2 separate regions of the Homo sapiens genome follow, and region 1 is linked to region 2. A link is a loop called in an ENCODE intact Hi-C map of the cell type or tissue named here. Cell type or tissue: mesothelial cell of epicardium. All regions are shown on one strand. Each heading gives the region's core, and the rest is flanking DNA. Links, peaks and the distances in the headings are about the cores only.

Evidence for each region. Peaks named below come from ENCODE experiments on the same cell type or tissue, not always from the same donor. Only the 100,000 strongest peaks of a DNase experiment are listed, where the experiment ranks them.
Region 1: a loop joins it to region 2, with 12 times the contacts of the local background. A loop is called at or near these places in 1 of 110 quality-filtered maps.

The regions. Positions count from the first base shown.
Region 1 is chr1:30,343,811-30,350,128 of GRCh38, forward strand. No RefSeq gene overlaps it. Among named protein-coding and RNA genes, the nearest start is that of LINC01648, 310 kb to the left of the region's middle. RefSeq lists a silencer at 1,998-2,198. In mesothelial cell of epicardium, for the core only: no CTCF peak of the experiment used is centred there; no DNase peak of the experiment used is centred there.
Region 2 is chr1:30,415,389-30,421,706 of GRCh38, forward strand. No RefSeq gene overlaps it. Among named protein-coding and RNA genes, the nearest start is that of MATN1-AS1, 300 kb to the right of the region's middle. In mesothelial cell of epicardium, for the core only: no CTCF peak of the experiment used is centred there; DNase peaks (open chromatin) are centred at 1,913, 2,383, 2,933 and 3,953.

The sequences.
Region 1 (6,318 bases), core at 2,556-5,055, 71 kb before region 2:
TGAGCAGTTTTTCACGTGTTTTGTATCTCTTCTAATGTGCAGTGTATGTTGAAATATTTTGCCCAGTTTTATTGAGTTTTTCTTTTCATGATTAACTTGTAGGGATTCTTTACATATTCTGGGTACAAGTCCTTTGTCAGATATATGTGTTATGGCTATTTTTCCAAATTTGTGGTTTACATTTTCTTTTTAAAAAAATTTTCAAGTGTATAATACATTATACACTTGATATAATAGGCGCTAGGTTCTTTAATGATATCATTTGAAAAGCAGAAAACTTTTATGTTGATAAGTCCAAATTAGTATTGTTTATGGTTTTTTCTTTCATGGTAATCATGGTTACTGCTTTTATGTGAGTGTCTTAAGAAATCTTGATCTACTTCCAAATTATGAAGATATATATTCAATATTTTTCTCTTATCTTTAGTTTTTATGTTTAGGTCTATGTTTTATGTCAAATTCATTTCTATGTAAGGTGTGAGGTAAGGGTCTAAATGTAAAATTTTTCCATGTGGATATTCAGCTGTTACAGCACCATTTATTGAAAAGACAGTCCTTTCCCCCACTGAAATATCTTAGTCTTAGACAATATATATGTGTGGGTCTACTTGGTGCCTCTCTACTCTGTTCCATTAATCCACTTGTCTCTTCTTACTTTGCCTTGATTATCATACCTGCATAGTCTTGAAGTCAGGTATTATATGTCCTCCAAGTTTATTTATTTATTTATTTTTGAAATGGAGTTTCACTCTCGTTGCCTAGACTGGAGTTCAGTGGCGTGATCTTGGCTCACGGCAACCTCTGCCTCCTGGGTTCAAGAGATTCTCCTTCCTCAGCCTCCCAAGTAGCTGGGATTACAGGTGTCCACCACCATGTCGGGCTAATTTTTTGTATTTTTAATAGAGACAGGGTTTCATCATGTTGGCCAGGCTGGTCTCGAACTCCCGACCTCAGGTGATCCACCCACTTCGGCCTCCCAAAATGTTGGAATTACAGGCATGCAGGCATGAGCCACCATGCCCAGCCTGTCCTCCAAGTTATTAATGAATGTTTTGGCTAGTGTAGTTTTATTGCATTTATGTGTAATTTTAGAACTAGCTTGGTGATTTATACCAAAAAAAAAAAAAAAATCCTGCTTGGGGTTTTGTGTGCATGTGTGTCAAATTTATTGGTCACTTGGGGTAGGATTGACATGTTAATAATATTGAATCTTTTAATCCACGAATGCAATATGTTTATTTATTTAAATATTCCTTAATCTTCCTGTGAAGTATTTGTGGTACTCAGAATACAGGTCAGACACCTTTGAAAAATGCTTAAATGTCTTGTTTTTGATGCTATTGAAAAATGGTATCTTTTAAATATTTTCAAATAAGTGTTTGTTGGGCTGGGTGTGGTGGCTCACGCCTGTAATCCCAGCACATTGGGACGCCTAGTCGGATGGATCACTTGAGGTCAGGAGTTTGAGACCAGCCTGGCCAACATGGTGAAACCCCATCTCTACTAAAAATACAAAAATAAGCCAGATGTGGTGGCACTCACCTGTAATCCTAGCTACTGAGGAGGCTGAGGCAGGAGAATCACTTGAACCTGGGAGGCGGAAGTTGCAGTGAGCTGAGATCCTGCCACCACTGCACTCCAGCCTGGGCAACAGAGCGAGACTCCATCTCAAAAAAAAAAAAAGTGTAGAGCAGGCGTCAGCAAACTTTTTCTATAAAGAGTCAGAGAGTAAATATTTTAAGCTTTGCAGACCATAACGCCCTCTGTCACAACTACTTAATTCTGCCATTGTAGCATGGAAGTGGCCACAGACAGTATGTAAACAAATGAGCTTTGGCTGTGTTCCAATAAAGGTTTATTTACAAACTGAGGAGAGCAAAGATGGCCATCAAGCAGACCACCCGGAGGCAAAAATCCTTATGGGAGAAATTCAGAAGTAATTAGACTTCCTTATTATCTAATGCAGCATCTGGTACCAGGCTTCCTTCTCCAAGATATATAAGTAATTAGAATTTCCATATACCTCTGGAATGCATGCCTTTTGATACCCATTGTGCAACCTTTGCTAATGTCAAGGCACCAAAATGTCTGCAAATGTAATCATTTACCATGACCTCCATGACTAATATGGTCTAAATTACCCTTAAGCTCCTGCTTTAAGGTTCATAAATACCCCTAAGGAAAAATCCACCTGGCGTGCTCAGTCCTCTCTTGCTGAGGTGCCCCACTACACTTTTCTGCACTGTTTTTTCTATCTCATAAAACTTCCCTTTCCAACCTATACTATTGTCAGTAAATTATTTTACAACCCATGAGCCAACCACTCTCCACTGCTGGGGCTCTGACACCTCACCTGGCACAAACACTGAAATTTGACTTCTCTACAATTTTACATGTCACAAAATATTATTGTTTCTTGAATTATTTTCAACTATTTAACAGTTTTTAAAAAGCATTCTTAGCTTACAGGCCATACAAAAACAGATGATGGGCCAGATATGGCTCACAGGTCATAGCTCACCAACCTCTGGCATAGAGAAATCAATTGATTTTTCCATCGTCTGGGATGTGAGGAGCGCCTCTGCCCAGCCGCCCCGTCTGGGAAGTGAGGAGCGCCTCTGCCTGGCCACTGTGCAATCTTCCAAGTGTGAAGTGACAGCCTTTCTGCAGGTGTACCCAACAGCTCCGAAAAGACAGTGACCATCGAGAATGGGCCATGATGACGATGGCGGTTTTGTCGAAAAGAAAAGGGGGAAATGTGGGGAAAAGAAAGAGAGATCAGATTGTTACTGTGTCTGTGTAGAAAGAATTAGACATAGGAGACTCCATTTTGTCCTGTACTAAGAAAAATTCTTCTGCCTTGGGATGCTGTTAATCTATAACCTTACCCCCAACCCCGTGCTCTCTGAAACATGTGCTGTGTCCACTCAGGGTTAAATGGATTAAGGGCGGTGCAAGATGTGCTTTGTTAAACAGATGCTTGAAGGCAGCATGCTCGTTAAGAGTCATCACCACTCCCTAATCTCAAGTACCCAGGGACACAAACACTGCGGAAGCCGCAGGGACCTCTGCCTAGGAAAACCAGAGACCTTTGTTCATGTGTTTATCTGCTGACCTTCTCTCCACTATTATCCTACGACCCTGCCACATCCCCCTCTCCGAGAAACACCCAAGAATGATCAATAAATACTAAAAAAAAAAAAAAAAAAGAGAGACAAATCAATTGATTTTTACTCTATGGCTCACACAGACAACATGTTAAATTTGCTTTTGGTTTCATCCTGAAATTGGTTAATTCTGATAGCTCTTTTTTTGTAGCTTCATTAAGATTTGCTATAAAACTCTTGTGTCATCTATGAACAACTAAAGTTTTAATTCATCTTTTCCAAACTTCAAGCTTTTCTTTCTTTTTCTTGCGTTATTGAACTAATTAGAGCCTTTAGCACAACGTTGAATAGAAGTGATGATAATATTCATCTTGACCCATTTCCAGCAAAGGGAATGCATTCAGCCTTTCACCGCTATACCTAATGTTAGCTATAGGTTTCGCATAGGGGCCCTTTTTAAGAGTAAGGAAATTCCTTTTTATTTCTAGTTTGCTCAGAGTTTTTGTCATGAACGGCTGTTGAATTTTGTAGGTGCTTTCTTGGCATCTATTGAGATGATCATGTGGCTTTTATCCTTTGTCATACTAATGTGGCAAATTATGTATGATTGATTTTCTTTTTTTTTTTTTTCTTTTTTTAACTTTCATTTTAGGTTCGGGGTACATGTGAAGGTTTTTTATATAGGTAAACTCATGTCATAGGGGTTTGTTGCCTAGATTATTTCATCACCCAGCTAATAAGCCCAGGCCCCGTTAGTTATCTTTTCTGCTCCTCTCCCTCTTCTCACCTTTTACCCTCAAATAGAACCCAGTGTCTGTTGTTTCCTTCTCTGTGTCATAAGTTCTCATCATTTAGCTCCCACTTATAAGGGAAAACGTGCAGTATTTGGTTTTCTGTTCCTGCAGTAGTTTGCTAAGGAGAACAGCCTCCAGCTCCATTCATGTTCTCACAAAATACATGATCTCATTCTTTGTTATGGCTGCATAGTATTCTGTGATGTATATGTACCACATTTTCTTTATCCAGTCTGTCATCAATAGGCATTTAGGTTCTTTCTATGTCTTTGCTATTGTGAATAGTGCCACAGTGAATATTCGAGTGCATGTGTCTTTATGGTAGAGTGACTTATATTCCTCTGGGTATATACCCAGTTATGGGATTGCTGGGTCAAATGGTATTTCCGCTTTTAGCTCTTTGAGGAATCACCATACTGCTTCCCACAATGGTTGAACTAATTTACACTCCCACCAACAGAGTATAACTGTTCCCTTTTTTTCCACAACCTCTCCAGCATCTGTTATTTTTTGACTTTTTAATAATAGACATTCTGACTGACGTGAGATGGTGTCTCATTGTGGTTTTGATTTGCATTTCTCTAATGATCAGTGATATTGAGCTTTTTTGCATATGCTTTTTGGCTACATGTATGTCTTCTTTTGAAAAGTTCCTGTTTGTGTCCTTTGCCCACTTTTTAGTTGGGTTGTTTGTTTTTCTCTTGTAGATTTATTTAAGTTCCTTACAGAAACTGGTTATTAGACCTTTGTCACATACATAGTTTGCGAGTATTTTTCTCCCATTCTGAGGTTGTCTGTTTACCCTGTTGATAGTTTTTTTGTGTTTTGTTGCTGTGCAGAAGCTCTTAAGTTTAATTAGATCCCGTGTTTCAATTTTTGCTTTTATTGCAATTGTTTTGATGTCTTTGTCATGAAATCTTTGCCCACTTTTACGTCCAGGATGGTATTGCCTAGGTTGTCTTCCAGGGTTTTTATAATTTGGGGTTTTGAGTTGATTTTTGTATATAGTGTAAGGAAGGGGTCCAGCTTAATCTTCTGCATATGGCTAGCCAGTTATCCTAGCACCATTTATTGAATAGGGAACCTTTTCCCCATTGCTTGTTTTTATCAGCTTTGTGGAAGATCAGATGGTCATGGGTGTGTGGCCTTACTTCTGGGCCCCTATTCTGTTCCGTTGGTCTATGTGCCTGTTTTTGTACCAGCACCATGCTGTTTTGATTACTGTAGCCTTGTAGTATGGTTTGAAGTTGGATAATGTGATGCCTCCAGCTTTGTTCTTTTTGCTTAGGATTGCCTGGGCTAGTCAGGCTCTTTTTTGGTTCCATATGAATTTTAAAATAGTTTTTTTTTCTATTTCTGTGAAGAACGACATTGGTAGTTTCATAGGAACAGCATTGAATCTGTAAATTCCTTTGGGCAGTATGGCCTTTTTAATGATATTGATTCTTCCTATCCATGAGCATGAAATGTTTTTCCATTTGTTTGTGTTTTCTCTGATTTCTTTGAGCAGTGTTTGTAAATCTGATTGTACAGATCCTTCACCTCCTGGTTAGCTGTATTCCTAGGTATTTTATTCTTTTTGTGGCAATTATGAATGGGATTGCCTTTCTGATTTGGCTCTTGGCTTGGCTGTTGTTGGTGTATAGGAATGTTAGTGATTTTTGTACACTGATTTTTTTATCCTGAAACTTTGTTGAAGTTGTTTATCAGCTGAAGGAGCTTTTTGATCAAGACTATGGAATTTTCTAGATACAGAATCATGTTGTCTGCAAACAGAGATAGTTTGACTTCCCTTTTCCTATTTAAGTGGACTTTATTTCATTCTCTTGCCTGATTGCTCTAGCTAGGACTTTCAATACTATGTTGAATAGGAGTGGTGAGAGAGAGCATCCTTGTCTTGTGCTGGTTTTTAAGGGGAATGATTCCAGCTTTTGCCCCTTCAATATAATGTTGGTTGTGGGTCTGTTGATTGATTTTCAAATGTTAATAACCTTGAATTCCTGATCATTTTTGCTTGGTTATGATGTATTTCTAGATTGTATGTTTTAATAATTTTTAGTGGTTTTTGCATCCATGTTCTTGAGTTAATTTTCTTTTTTCTAATGTGCTTGTCAGTGTTTGATGTCAGAGTTATGCTGGCCTCAAAATAAATTTTGAAATGCCCCCACCTTTATTATCAGAAAGAATTTGTGGAAAATTTGTATTATTTATTTCACAAATGTTGGGCAGAATTTGCCATCTGGCCCCAGAGCTTCCTTTGCAGAAAAGGTTTTTAATTACAAATTCAATTTAAATATTAGATATAGGGTTACTCAGCACTTCTATTTCCTCTTCTGTTAGTTTTGGCACATATTTTAAGAAATTTCTTGAGTTTGCCTGAGTTATTGAATTTGTTGGCAAAAAGTTGTTCATAACAT
Region 2 (6,318 bases), core at 1,734-4,233:
GTGCACCCCACAGGGGCAGTAGTGAGGCCTGAAGAGACCATGCAGCTCCAGCTCCCCGTGAGAACCAGCATCCTCCCGGGGGCTCTGGGTTACCCTGGGCTGCAGTTAGCCAGGTGCTGGTGTGTGGTCATGAGGCTGCCTCAGCAGACAAGGCTGGAGTCCCCTCAATAACACCTAAGACCCTTCGCCAAGGGTGATGTCATCTGATTTGTAATTACGAAAGACTCCCTGTAAGCTCAACCTTTCCCAACAGCCAGCCCTGACCAAGGGGATCAGGGTGGAATCAGGGCTGGAGGAGGCTCAGCCTCTACTGGATGAGGTGGGGGTTGGGCCTGGATTCAAAACTGCAGCTCTGAGGTCAGAAGCATGGAGTGTTAGGGTCCCAGCTCCCTCCTTCCTTGCTGGCTGGCCTTGGGTGAGCTCCTGGACCTCCCAGCCTCAGCTCCCTCCTCAGGGAGACTTTCTGCTTCACAGAGCTTGGTCAGGTGACGTATCCTCCCTGGAACTCAGTTGCCTCATCTCTAAAATGGGCTTTGCACCTTCCTGCCCTGTGGGGTGGGAGGACTGGATGAGATGGTGTGGGTGAGGGGTTGTGCCATGCCTGACACCCTCTATTTGATCCTCACTCAGTGGTATCTGTGGTGACAGGATCTGGGACTTCCCTCAGCCTAGCAGAGGGTTCAGAGTGAGCGAGGCCACGCTTATGTTTATTGGGGTGAAAGCTGCATTAATAAGCTGGCAAAAAGGGAAAGCATTGGGGAGAGTTGGCAAGGACAGTGCCTGGGCAGGAATCACTCTCTCCTCTTGGGGAGCAGCTCCTCTGAGCCCCCTACACTTGAGTTTTCTGTCTCCCATTTGGCCCTTGGCTCTCAGTGGGATCTGCTGTCATTTCTGTAGATATAACAATAACAATAATTGCAATAGCCTCAATCCTTGAATCCTTCCTCTCAGCCGAGCTTTGCCCCACAGAGTGCCCCAAAGGAGGCAACAGAAGGACCTGTGGGCAGAAAGTCCAGTCCCACCTCTGCCTCCTACTCCAGCCTTGGGCTGATCCTTCCCTGCCCTGGGCCTCAGTTTCCCACATGCCAAATATGGGTGTTGAATTTGACACTTGGAGGCACTTTGAGCTGTTAAATTCTACCGGATGTTCAAAGACTGTGGGGAAGATGGGGAGCAGGAGGGGACAGGGGCCACACTCGAGCCTCGGTTCACAGTGGTTGAGTGGTCACAGTATGCCAGGCACTGTCCTGAGTGCTCCATGTGGATCAACCTAGTGGGTCCCCACATCATCAACTGGAGGAGGGGGGCACGATTATTATTCCCATTTTATAATTGAGGAAACTGAGGCACAGAGCAGTTTGTCATGGCCAGAGCGCTGCTCTGGGAGACAGGGACAGATCCAGACCCCTTGACTTCCTGGGTCACCTGAGGGAAGGAGCTTCCCTTCTTATCTTCCAGGAAGGAGGTAGCAGAACAGGAACCAAAGTGAGTGCAAAGTCTGCTGGGGGCCAGGAGCTGCCAGGAGCCCCCGTATGTGAGGTTGCATCCTCAGGACCTCTCCTGGAGTAGGTATTGTTCTCTCCATTTTACAGACAAGGAAACTGCTACCTAGAAAGGTTTAGACTTAACTAACATCACACCGCAAGTGTGTGGCAGGGCCAGATTCAAACACAGGCTCTGAATCTTTCCACCCCTCACAGGCTACTTCAGGGCCGGGCACCCCCGCGTAGTTGGGGCAGAGATTGGAGGATAGATCTGGCCGGTGGCTATGGGTTCTTAGGCCCACAGGCAAATAAGAGGCTCCAGAAAGCTGGGTATTGGGGGTGGCCTCAGGAGCCCTGTGACTGTGGTCAGGAAAGGAGAACCCAGGACTGGGCAGCAAGAAGATAAGGCAGACACGAGGTTCTGGAGAGTCGGCTCACGGCTGGGGAGGATGTAGGGGCCTGGCCAGAGTGGGCTCAGGAGTAGGGGCTGAATCCTGTGAGGTGGGTCAACAGAATGAGGAAGGTCCCCATACCTGGAGGAGGTGAGGTCAGGGGCCCACAGGCAGAAACAGCTAAGTCCAGGCTCCTGACCATCCTCCAGCTTCCACGTGGACCTGCCCTCCCCAGTCATGGGCCTCCCAGAGGCCTGAGGAAACCTGTAAACAGGTAAAGCACATCCCATTCCTCTCAGCTCCCAGCCCTCCCCAGCTTCCGGTCTTACTCAAAGGAAAATCCAAATCTGCTGGCATGGCCCACAAGCCCCTCCCATGTCTGTCCCCTCTGACCTTGTCCCCCTTCCTCTTCGCTACTCACCAACCTACAGCCATACTGACTTCCTGCTGTTCCTCAAGCAAGTGAAGCCCGCTATAGCCTCAGGGCCTTTGCACATGCTCTTCCCTCTGGTGGCTGGTTTGCACCTGGCTGATGTCTGTGCCTCTGCACGGGCTGTGAGCTGAGGGCACTGGGAGCCTGGGAAGGGTTTCCAGCTGGGAGGGAACCAGCCAGCTTTGTGCTGCTGAGGGGCATTCTGGGGTGGACCGGAGGGTGGGCTGGAGGGGATGAGCTTGAGGGCAGAGAGAGTGCTCAGTGTGCAGAGCTGGGGCATGAGGTGGGCTCAGCTGAAGGGCCAGGGAGGTCACAAATGGTCAGGATGGGCCCCAGGTCAGGTGGGGAGAAGCAGCCAGGCCAGTGGTTTTGATGTGGAAATGTCTGAACTGCAGAACAAGCCTCCTTTCAACTCCCAATTAACATGGGAGCCTCCCCAGCCAGGCAGAGCTGGGTTGGCAGGTGGGGCCCAGAGGCTGTGGGGTCAGGGAGTGGGGATGGAGGGAGAGCCAGCCAAGACATTACCATGGGCATGTGAGAAAGGAACGTTCTGTCAACTGGAACCAGCGCAGGGAAATCCAACAGGGCTAAGAATTTTCCTCCCACCAGCAAGCTGAAGGGGAAACGCATTTGTTTCCGCCGCACATTAGTGTTTTTCAGGAGATAATGTGACTGTTTTTGCGCTAGAAAGTCATGAATGGAAAATTCCACCTGCCAAGACAGCCAGTTCCTCCCCCAGGCACTAAAGAATGGAGAAAGCTTCTGTCTCTAGCTTACTGGTGCCTGGAGTTCCACCACTGGAGCTCCGGTCCTATGGCTTGGGGCCTTGTCATTTGTTAAAATGCAAACAACTTCACTGAAGTCATGTTTCAACACAAACATTTTCATTAATTCAACAAATATTTATTGAGCTCTTGCTCTAAACCAGGCAGTACCTGGAGGCTGAGAACAGAGAAATTAATTAAGACTTGTCCAGACGAAGCCTTCAAGGAACTGGCAAACTCTGTGTGTTTTGCGGGTGGAGGGGGTGCAATAAGAAAACCTGACCATATGGTGCTGCAAAATGGTGGTGGGAATAAGGTGCCAGGGGGACCCCCAGAAGAAGCAACTCATTTCACATTTGCAGAAGGCGAGGCTTCAGCTGGGATCTGGAGGATGAGGGGTGGGGAGCAGGGTGGGGATGAGAATCCCAGATGAAGGGCACAATAAGAATGAATGAACAGAGTCATGAAGCAGCATAGGGGTGCATGGCCTGGGCCAGAGCCTGAAGCCCTGGGCCAAATGAAGCCTGGGCAGACCTACCTCTGCAGGCCTAGGCCAGCTGAGCCAGTTAATTCCTACCTTTCTTTAAGCCAATCTGTTGTCAGCTTTCACCTGAAAGTTCCTAACGGGTACAGGGCGTTTCTAGAGGGCAGAGTTTGATAGAGCTGGAAAAGGAGCAGTGAGTAGGTGCCTGGCACCTCCATGTGCAGGGGTTGGTCAAGTCCTTTTCCTTTTGATTCTGTCTCCACCTACACTTCTTATCAGGAGAAAAGATCTCGCCCTAGAAAATGTCCCCTGATCCGTGATGTTGGCCTGGCACCTTGGATAGTAAGTCCCGATTGGGCAGCCTGGGTGTCAGGAGCCCTGGGTTCTGTCCCAACCCCACCCACTGCCTGGCTGTGGGGCCTGGGCTGCGTTACACCCATTCTCTGAGCCTAGATTTGGGATTCATCCATCAGCCCATAGAGCTCTCTGAAGGAAGAGGCAATCTCCAACCCATTCATGTGGCCTCCAAACCTGGGACAGTCCCGCCACAGAGCAGGTGTGAATGGAGCTGTTGACCAATCCATGGGGGAGCTGCACCTTCCTGCTCTAACCTTCTAGGATCAGGGCCATGTGTGATATGACAGGGACAACTGCAGTTCCCTCTGTCCACCCTGAGAGCCTCCTGGAGGCCTCAACCCCAGGTTGCAGCAGCAGGAAATCTTGCAAGATGAAATTTCCTATGCAGGCTGCACTGCAGAGGCCTCAGTTTACACACACTGTCTATCTCTGTTGAAGGCTCGCTGAGCCACAATCAGACTGTAGGGTGAGAAAAAGTCCCCCCAAAAGCTTAACGCTTTACTCTCCAGCTGCAGCAGACCTGGGCAGCCAACGTCAGGGACTCTCCTCAGTTTTCTCATTGCTGACAATGATGAGGGGGCCACGCACGGGGAAAAGACTCAAAGAATAAAATAAACCCATGGGGTTCAGCCCAGTCGATTCCTTAAAACCAGTAAGCCAGTGCCCTGCCCTGCAGTGTAGTGTGGGCTGCACGTCTCAGTGCTCAGAGGGTAGGGACATGTGTCTGTATTCACAGGCAGGAGCAGGGAAGGCAGAGGTGGGAGCACCCACCTTCTCCTCTAGGGAGAACACTGGAGTGAGTGAGGGGCCAGAGGTCTGGGCTGGTGATCCCAGGTCCATGCTTGATTCTTCTAGAACTCAGATGTCTTTCTTGGAGGCAGGTAGCATGCAGAAGTCAAGAGCCTGGAGCAGAGTACAGTAGCCTTGGGAGGGTTTAAGGTTAGGAAGAGAGATTCTATCACTCATCCCTTCATTTATTCCCTCCCTAGGTTCACAAGCCAGGGGGCTTACAGATGTTCTTGGGGAAGGTTGACAATAAACAGGGAATTACACAAAATATTTTATGGCCCATTTGTAATAAGGGCCATGAAGGGAAGCCAATTTCCGATGATTAAAAGATGTTAGACAGAAAGAGAGAGAGTAACTGACCCTTACTTTACATACATCTGAACCCTTGAAACAAGTCAGCAAGGCAGGTGCTATCAGAGGAAGCTGAGGCTCAGAGAAGGTCGGCAACTGGCCCAAAGCCACGCAGCTTACAAGTAGTGGTGTTGAGATCCTGGACAAGCTAGGTCTGTCTCCAGAGTCAGTGCTCCTGGAACCATGCAGGAGTTCCTCCCAAGGAGAAGGCAAGGCAAGGCTACCGTGGAGCACTCAGCACCACTTCCCAACAGGATCAGACCTGGGGAAACTGACCAGCTTGGTCCGGGAGTGTTATTCTGCCCAAGGACCAGTCTGGAGCTGGATTTAGTTTCTAGAAGAATCTTTCTAGCTCAGCAGCCCCGCAGCTTCAGAAGATGGGCATGTCAGGGCAAGCTCTGCTTTCTGCCTCTTCGAGGAGTCTTGCTGCCACTCAGAGACCTGCTCACAGAGGCAGGAAAGTCAAGGATCTGCTTCCCCAAAGAACAGGCTGAGCCTCACACGGCCAAATCCCAGAATGGCTTTCAAGGAAGAGAACCCAGGTGTGTTTGTGTCCTGCCTCCATCTCTTACTGGCTGTGTGATCTCAGGCAAATGACTCTGTGAGCCTCTATTTTTCATGTGTGAAATAGATTTATTCGTAATAACATACGAAGCCTATACTCAACACATGTGGATTTCCTTTCTCTTCTACTGTCAGCTAGATCCCACAGAGCATGGTTTTCCCATCTCTGCCCCTCCATTGTGACCTCCTGGAAGTCCCCACCCATGCCTAGTCAAAGCAATGAGCTGAATCCAGACTGAAATGAAGCTAATTGGAGAGTGGTGAGGGTTTCTGTGGCGATGAGCATTTAACTGGTTGTCCTGGGAGTCCTCATGATACTTTAAGAGAGATGATAGGCTCACTCTCAGTGTGGACCAGAGGATTCAAATGACCTCCTTGGTGTGGGACTCACCACAGGAGGTTTATTTTATTCTTTGAGCCTACAGCAGAGGTGAGGAGACAGGACAAGGGCCAGACGAGAAAGGGATCAAACTGGGGTGATGGTTGACGCTTGTGTTCAGAGAGTCAGAGGAGACAGGCCTTCCATTCCAGCTCAATGCCTACCTTAAAGATGGGGACACTGAGGCTCACTAGGGGAAAGGGACCTTACCCCAATCAACTCCCTGTCAGGGCAGAACTGACACCAGAGGCTGGGTTTCCTTCCTGACCACCGCACCCTCCTAGGGGTGGACCGGCACCCTAGCTGATGATAATAAGCTGC